2 separate regions of the Homo sapiens genome follow, and region 1 is linked to region 2. A link is a loop called in an ENCODE intact Hi-C map of the cell type or tissue named here. Cell type or tissue: adrenal gland. All regions are shown on one strand. Each heading gives the region's core, and the rest is flanking DNA. Links, peaks and the distances in the headings are about the cores only.

What was found. Hi-C counts contacts between places; a loop is a spot of excess contacts. Peaks named below come from ENCODE experiments on the same cell type or tissue, not always from the same donor. Only the 100,000 strongest peaks of a DNase experiment are listed, where the experiment ranks them.
Region 1: it touches region 2 in a loop (7-fold over the local background); 1 of 110 quality-filtered maps calls a loop at or near these places.

Annotation. Positions count from the first base shown.
Region 1 is chr4:39,865,776-39,868,691 of GRCh38, forward strand. It overlaps PDS5A (PDS5 cohesin associated factor A), which reads right to left. Exons shown (of 33, transcript NM_001100399.2): 23 at 1,086-1,222. Among named protein-coding and RNA genes, the nearest start is that of PDS5A, 110 kb to the right of the region's middle. In adrenal gland, for the core only: no CTCF peak of the experiment used is centred there; no DNase peak of the experiment used is centred there.
Region 2 is chr4:39,566,111-39,569,026 of GRCh38, forward strand. The region is part of intron 3 of SMIM14 (small integral membrane protein 14); the gene reads right to left. All of the region lies in intron 2 of UGDH-AS1 (UGDH antisense RNA 1), which reads left to right. Among named protein-coding and RNA genes, the nearest start is that of UGDH-AS1, 40 kb to the left of the region's middle. In adrenal gland, for the core only: no CTCF peak of the experiment used is centred there; no DNase peak of the experiment used is centred there; H3K27ac peaks cover 484 bases.

The sequences.
Region 1 (2,916 bases), core at 226-2,725, 300 kb after region 2:
CAGGCGTAAGCCACTGCACTCAGCCTCATAAAGAATGATTAAACCTCTGTCCTCTAAAACAAATTTTTAAAAAGGAATGCATCATATGTAGAATACTTTAGTTATCTATGTTGGTAATCTTGGCCCCTACTAAATCAAGAATTTGACAGAAACCAGGATCATGAAAAACTGAGCTTCTATTTTCATCTTAAAATGAGATGGCAATTTTAGAGATTAAAAGTGAAAATGTGTAACAATGTAAACAATCTCTGTGTGCACATACAAGTGTACACACCCAAATCTGTAGAACAACAAGAAGGCTTCAACTCTCCCTTGAGTTGCCATTGCAATTTTTATTTTTATTTATTTATTTATTTTGAGACAGGCTCTCGCTCTGTTGCCCAGGCTGGAGTGCGGTGGCACGATCTCAGCTCACTGCAACCTCTGCCTTCTGGTTTCAAGCGATTCTCCTGCCTCAGCCTCCTGAGTAGCTGGGATTACAGGCATGTGCCACCATGCCTGGCTAATTTTTGTTTTTTGTTTTAGTAGAGACGGGGTTTCACCATATTGGCCAGGCTGGTCTTGAACTCCTGACCTCGTGATCTGCCCGTCTCGGCCTCCCAAAATGCTGGGATTACAGGCATAGGCCACCGCGCCTGGCTGCCACTTAAATTTTTATTACTTTCATGGGACTCAAGTCACTCCACTTATTTAATCGCTTTAATACAGGGATGCTCTTTGAAGGCAGGGACTTTTCCTACTTATTTTTGCTGCAATGCTTTTCACAGTGTTTTATGAAGTAGAAGTTTAACAAATACTTGTTTAATTGAACCAAATGTTGATGCTAACTGTAATAGTACAATATAGTGATTATGATTATGTATTTACTGGAAAAAGTTCCTCTTCTTTAGGAATGAAGAAAAATATATTGGCACTATTAAAATAACAATACTGACAGACAGACAAACCCTAAATGAGTACATAAGATCTGACCCTGAAGATCATGGTGTAATTACACCATTCAGTATTCATTAGGTAAATAATTCCTATGTAAATTCCACCAAAATTTCAGCACTAAGAAAACTGGAAAGAAAGAAAAATCTCACCTGATCCTCTTTTGCTCTGTCAGGTCACCCTCACTAACCAACATCGCTGATAATAACCGAAGGGTTGAATTGGCAGATTTAGACTGGTTGTTTTTCATACCCAACAGCCACCTTACCAGAAGTTTAATTGCCTGTACCTATAAAATATTAACATGCTAAAAAAAGAAAGCAACTTAAAATTCCAATTAAAGGGAAAATTAATTTAATTAGATTAATGAGATTACTCATCTCCATCAGCAGACATTTTATTAAATAAGTCTATGGGATAATAACAGCAACAATACGAACTAATATTTACTCTGTGCTTAACCAGTGCCAGGCACTTTTCTTAGATCTGTAAATGTATTAACTTATTTAATCTCCCAAAAAATTCTTATGAGGAAGATTTTTTTTTTTCCAACAGATAAGGCAATTGAGACACATTATTATCATAGATAACTTGCTTAAAAGTCTGGTTCCAGAATTTAGGCTTCTCATACTTAGATGTTTGTGCAAGATTTTGAAACTATTTGAAAACATATACTTTAAAAACAACAATTTAAACTATACAGGCCGGGGGTGGTGACTCACGCCTGTAATCCCAGCACTTTGGGAGGCCAAGGCAGGTGGATCACTTGAGGTCAGGCGTTTGAGACCAGCCTAGCCAACATGGTGAAACCGTGTCTATACTAAAAAACCCCGTCTCTACTAAAAAAAAAAAAAAAAAAAAATTAGTCAGGCATGGTGGCACACGCCTGTAGTCCCAGCTACTCAGGAGGCTGAGGCATGAGAATTGCTTGAACCCGGGAGGCAGAGGTTGCAGTGAGCTGAGATTGTGCCACTGCACTCCAGCCTGGGTGACAGAGCAAAACTCTGTTTCATAAAAAAACCAAAACACACACACACACACACACACACACACACACACACACACACCCCACAACTGTACTGATTGTGGTGACTGAAAATAACTTGAGAGTTTCAGTTTTGTGGTATTGAAAAACTACTTTGAAGAAACCATCAAGTCTGATTCAGTCTCATTTAACATTGTGACCAAAAAAATGGGATTTTGTGTAATTATTGGTAGTCATAATTACTTAGAAATGTCTAGTCAAAAGATTGTTACCAATATATGTGAAAAAGCTAGCCAAAAAATCAAAGTATTATTTATTATATTTATTGACAACCTGGAAAAATGAACTGATAGAATATATGATGACTACAAAGCAACACAAAGTGAAAGATTATCAAAGAAGATGATACAATCTTATTTTAAATCCCAAATCTGCCACTTTTCAACTGAGCTTTACATCTATTAAATGTCACAAATTTAGTAACAATCATCTCTATCTGCTCTGTCACCCAGGCTGGAGTGTACTGGCATGATCACAACTCACTGTAGCCTTGACCTCCTGGGCTCAAGCGATCCTCCTGCCTCAGCTTTCTGAGTAGGTGGAACTATAGGTATGCACCACCACACCCGGCCAAATTATCATTATTATTATTTGAGACCGAGTTTCACTCTGTTGCCCAAGCTGGAGGGCGGTGGCGGGACCTTGGCTCACTGCAACCTCTACCTCCCAGGTTCAAGTGACTGTCCTGCCTCAGCCTCCGAAGTAGCTGGGATTACAGATGTGCAACACCATGCCTAGCTAGTTTTTGTATTTTTAGTAGACAAGGGGTTTCACCATGTTGTCCAGACTGGTCTTGAACTCCTGACCCCAAGTGATCTGCCTGCCTCAGCCTCCCAAAGTGCTGGGATTATAGGCGTGAGCCACCATGCCTAGCCCAACTAAATTATTTTTAATATTTTGTAGAGACATGGCTCACTATGCTGCCCAGGTTGGTCTTG
Region 2 (2,916 bases), core at 145-2,644:
TATTAACATACGAGATGATGATGGCCTAGAACAGGGAGGAGGCAGTGGGATAGTGAGAAGTGGTAGAATTTTGGATGTATCTTCAAGATAGTGCTTGCTGATAGATGACTGGACAGTGTGAGAAAAAGGGAAGCCAAGGATGAGTCTCAGAAGGATAGAACTGCCATTAACTGTTATAGGAAGGATCTCAAGAGAAGCAGAAATTCTGAAGATGTTGAATTTGAGGTGCCTTGTTAGACATCCCAGTGGAAATGCCCAAAAGACAGTCATCAGCATACAAGTAATGAGTCATGAGACCAGATGAGATCACCAAGTGAGTGAATGTCTAGAAAAGGAAATAATCCAGGGGCTAAGTCCTGGAGCATTCCAAGGATAAAAGTTAAGAGGTCTGGAGGACAGACAGACGCACCGAGAAAGAAGACAGCAGATAGCCGCAATGCAGCCAGGCACAATGGCTCATGCCTGTAATCCCAGCACTTTGGGAGGCTGAGGTGGGTGGATCACCTGAGGTCAGGAGTTCAAGACCAGCCTCGGCAACATACAGAAACCCTGTCTCTACTAAAAATACAAAAATTAGGCCAGGCGTGGTGGCTCACGCCTATAATCCCAGCACTTTGGGAGGCCATGGCAGGCGGATCATGAGGTCAAGAGATCGAGACCATTTTGGCCAACATGGTGAAACCCTGTCTCTACTAAAAGTACAAAAATTAGCCAGGCGTGGTGGCGTGCACCTGTAGTCCCAGCTACTCGGGAGGCTGAGGCAGGAGAATCGCTTGAACCTGCGAGGTGGAGGTTGCAGTGAGCTGAGATTGTACCACTACACTCCAGCCTGGTGACAGTGTGAGACTCCATCTCAAAAAAAACAAAAAACAAAAATTAGCTGGGGATGCTGGTACACGCTTGTAATCCCAGCTACTTGGGAGGCTGAGGCAGGAGAACTGCTTGAGTCCAGGAGGTGGAGGTTGTAGTAAGCCGAGATTGCGCCATTGCACTCCAGCCTGGGCGACAGAGCAAAACTCCATCTCAAAAAAAGAAAAAAAAAAAAAAAAAAAAAAAAAAGGAAGCCGCAATGTGACAATAGGAAAAAAATGTGACATGGGAAATATGGAGAAGATTTAGTTATTAAAGGCTGAAACTAGATAATTTCTCAGATTACAACTTTATCAGGAAGAAGCAGAAGGCTAAGAATTGTATGCTAAGTACTCAAAATGGGCCAGGTGTGGCAGCTCATGCCTGTAATCCCTGCACTTTGGGAGGCCAAGGCAGGTGGACTGCTTGAGCTCAGGAGTTCGAGACCAGCCTGGGCAACATGCAAAACCCTGTCTCTACAAAAAATACAAAAATTAGGCCGGGCATGGTGGCTCACACCTGTAATCCCAGCACTTTGGGAGGTTGAGGTGGGCGGATCACGAGGTCAGGAGTTCGAGACCAGCCTGGCCAACATGGCGAAACCCCATCTCTACTAAAAATACAAAAATTAGCCGGGTGTGGTGGCAGGCGCCTATAATCCCAGCTACTCAGGAGGCTGAGGCAGGAGAATCGCTTGAACCTGGGAGGTGGAGGTTGCAGTGAGCTGAGATCATGCCATTGCACTCCAGCTTGGGCAACAAGAGCAAGACTCCGTCTCAAAAGAAAGGAAAAAAAAAATTAGCTGGGCATGGTTGTATGCTCCTGTAGTCCCAGCTACTCAGGAGGCTGAAGTGGGAGGATTACTGAGCCTGGAAGGTCAAGATTCAGTGAGCCCTGTTTGCTCCACTGCACTCAAGCCTGGGTGACAAAGTGAGACCCTGTCTCAAAACAAAACAAAAAACAAACAAAAACACCCCAAACCATATTCAGTGCCAAATGTTAAAGCCCAAATAGATTGTATAAATAAGAACATACAGGCCGGGCGCGGTAGCTCACGCCTGTAATCCCAGCACTTTGGGAGGCGGAGGTGGGTGGATCACTTGAGGTCAGGAGTTTGAGATCAGCCTGGCCAACATGGCGAAACCCTATCTCTACTAAAAATACAAAAAATTAGCCAGGTGTGGTAGTGCATTCCTGTAATCCTGGCTACTTGGGAGGCTGAGGCAGGAGAATAGCTTGAGCCTGGGAGGCGGAAGTTGCAGTGAGCCAAGATTGTGCCACTACACTCCAGCCTGGGCAACAGAGCAAGACTCCTTCTCAAAAAAAAAAAAAAGAACATATACATGTATATATTTCTCCACCATTTACTCTTTGGTCTGTGTTTTAACAACATTGACTCTACCTAGCAGCTGCTTCTATGACTAAATGAATAAATGATATTTCTGATATCACAATGATTAAACACTGTTCTAAAACAATGGAATAACACCTATGAAAAGGGGAAGAGTAAAAAAATAAGACAATGGAATATATACAAAATACAACTACAGAAATAAAAGGCAGAAATGAACGAAAGCAACCAATTTAAAAAAGTCAGAAGAGAATAAAACGTATTTCTTCAAGGCTTATTTCAATTCTTAAGAAGCCTCAAATTCCCACGATCCTAAAACATATATTTAATTTTAAAAAATAACTTTTTCCAATTGAATAGTAGCACAATACTATCCAATTGAATAGTAGTATCTAAATATAAAGATAGCTACAAAATATGTTTTATTATTTTAAGAAAAAAGTATAAGCTCACTGGAGAAAATTTAGAATATAAGAAAAATAATTCTATCCCTCACAGTAAACTACTGTTTAACCATTTAAAAGCCTAGCTCTCAGAAAGGATTTTTACCAACTGCTAAAAGAACTGGGGGGAAAGAAAAACTTGCCAATATGCCTAAATGAATGTTCAAAGTTTCACCTTTCTTTTTAGAGTTAGGAAGTGACATTTTACCCACAGGAATGACTATATTTGGTTATAGGCGGGGCTGGTTAAAGAGTCACAAAAGCCGCACATGT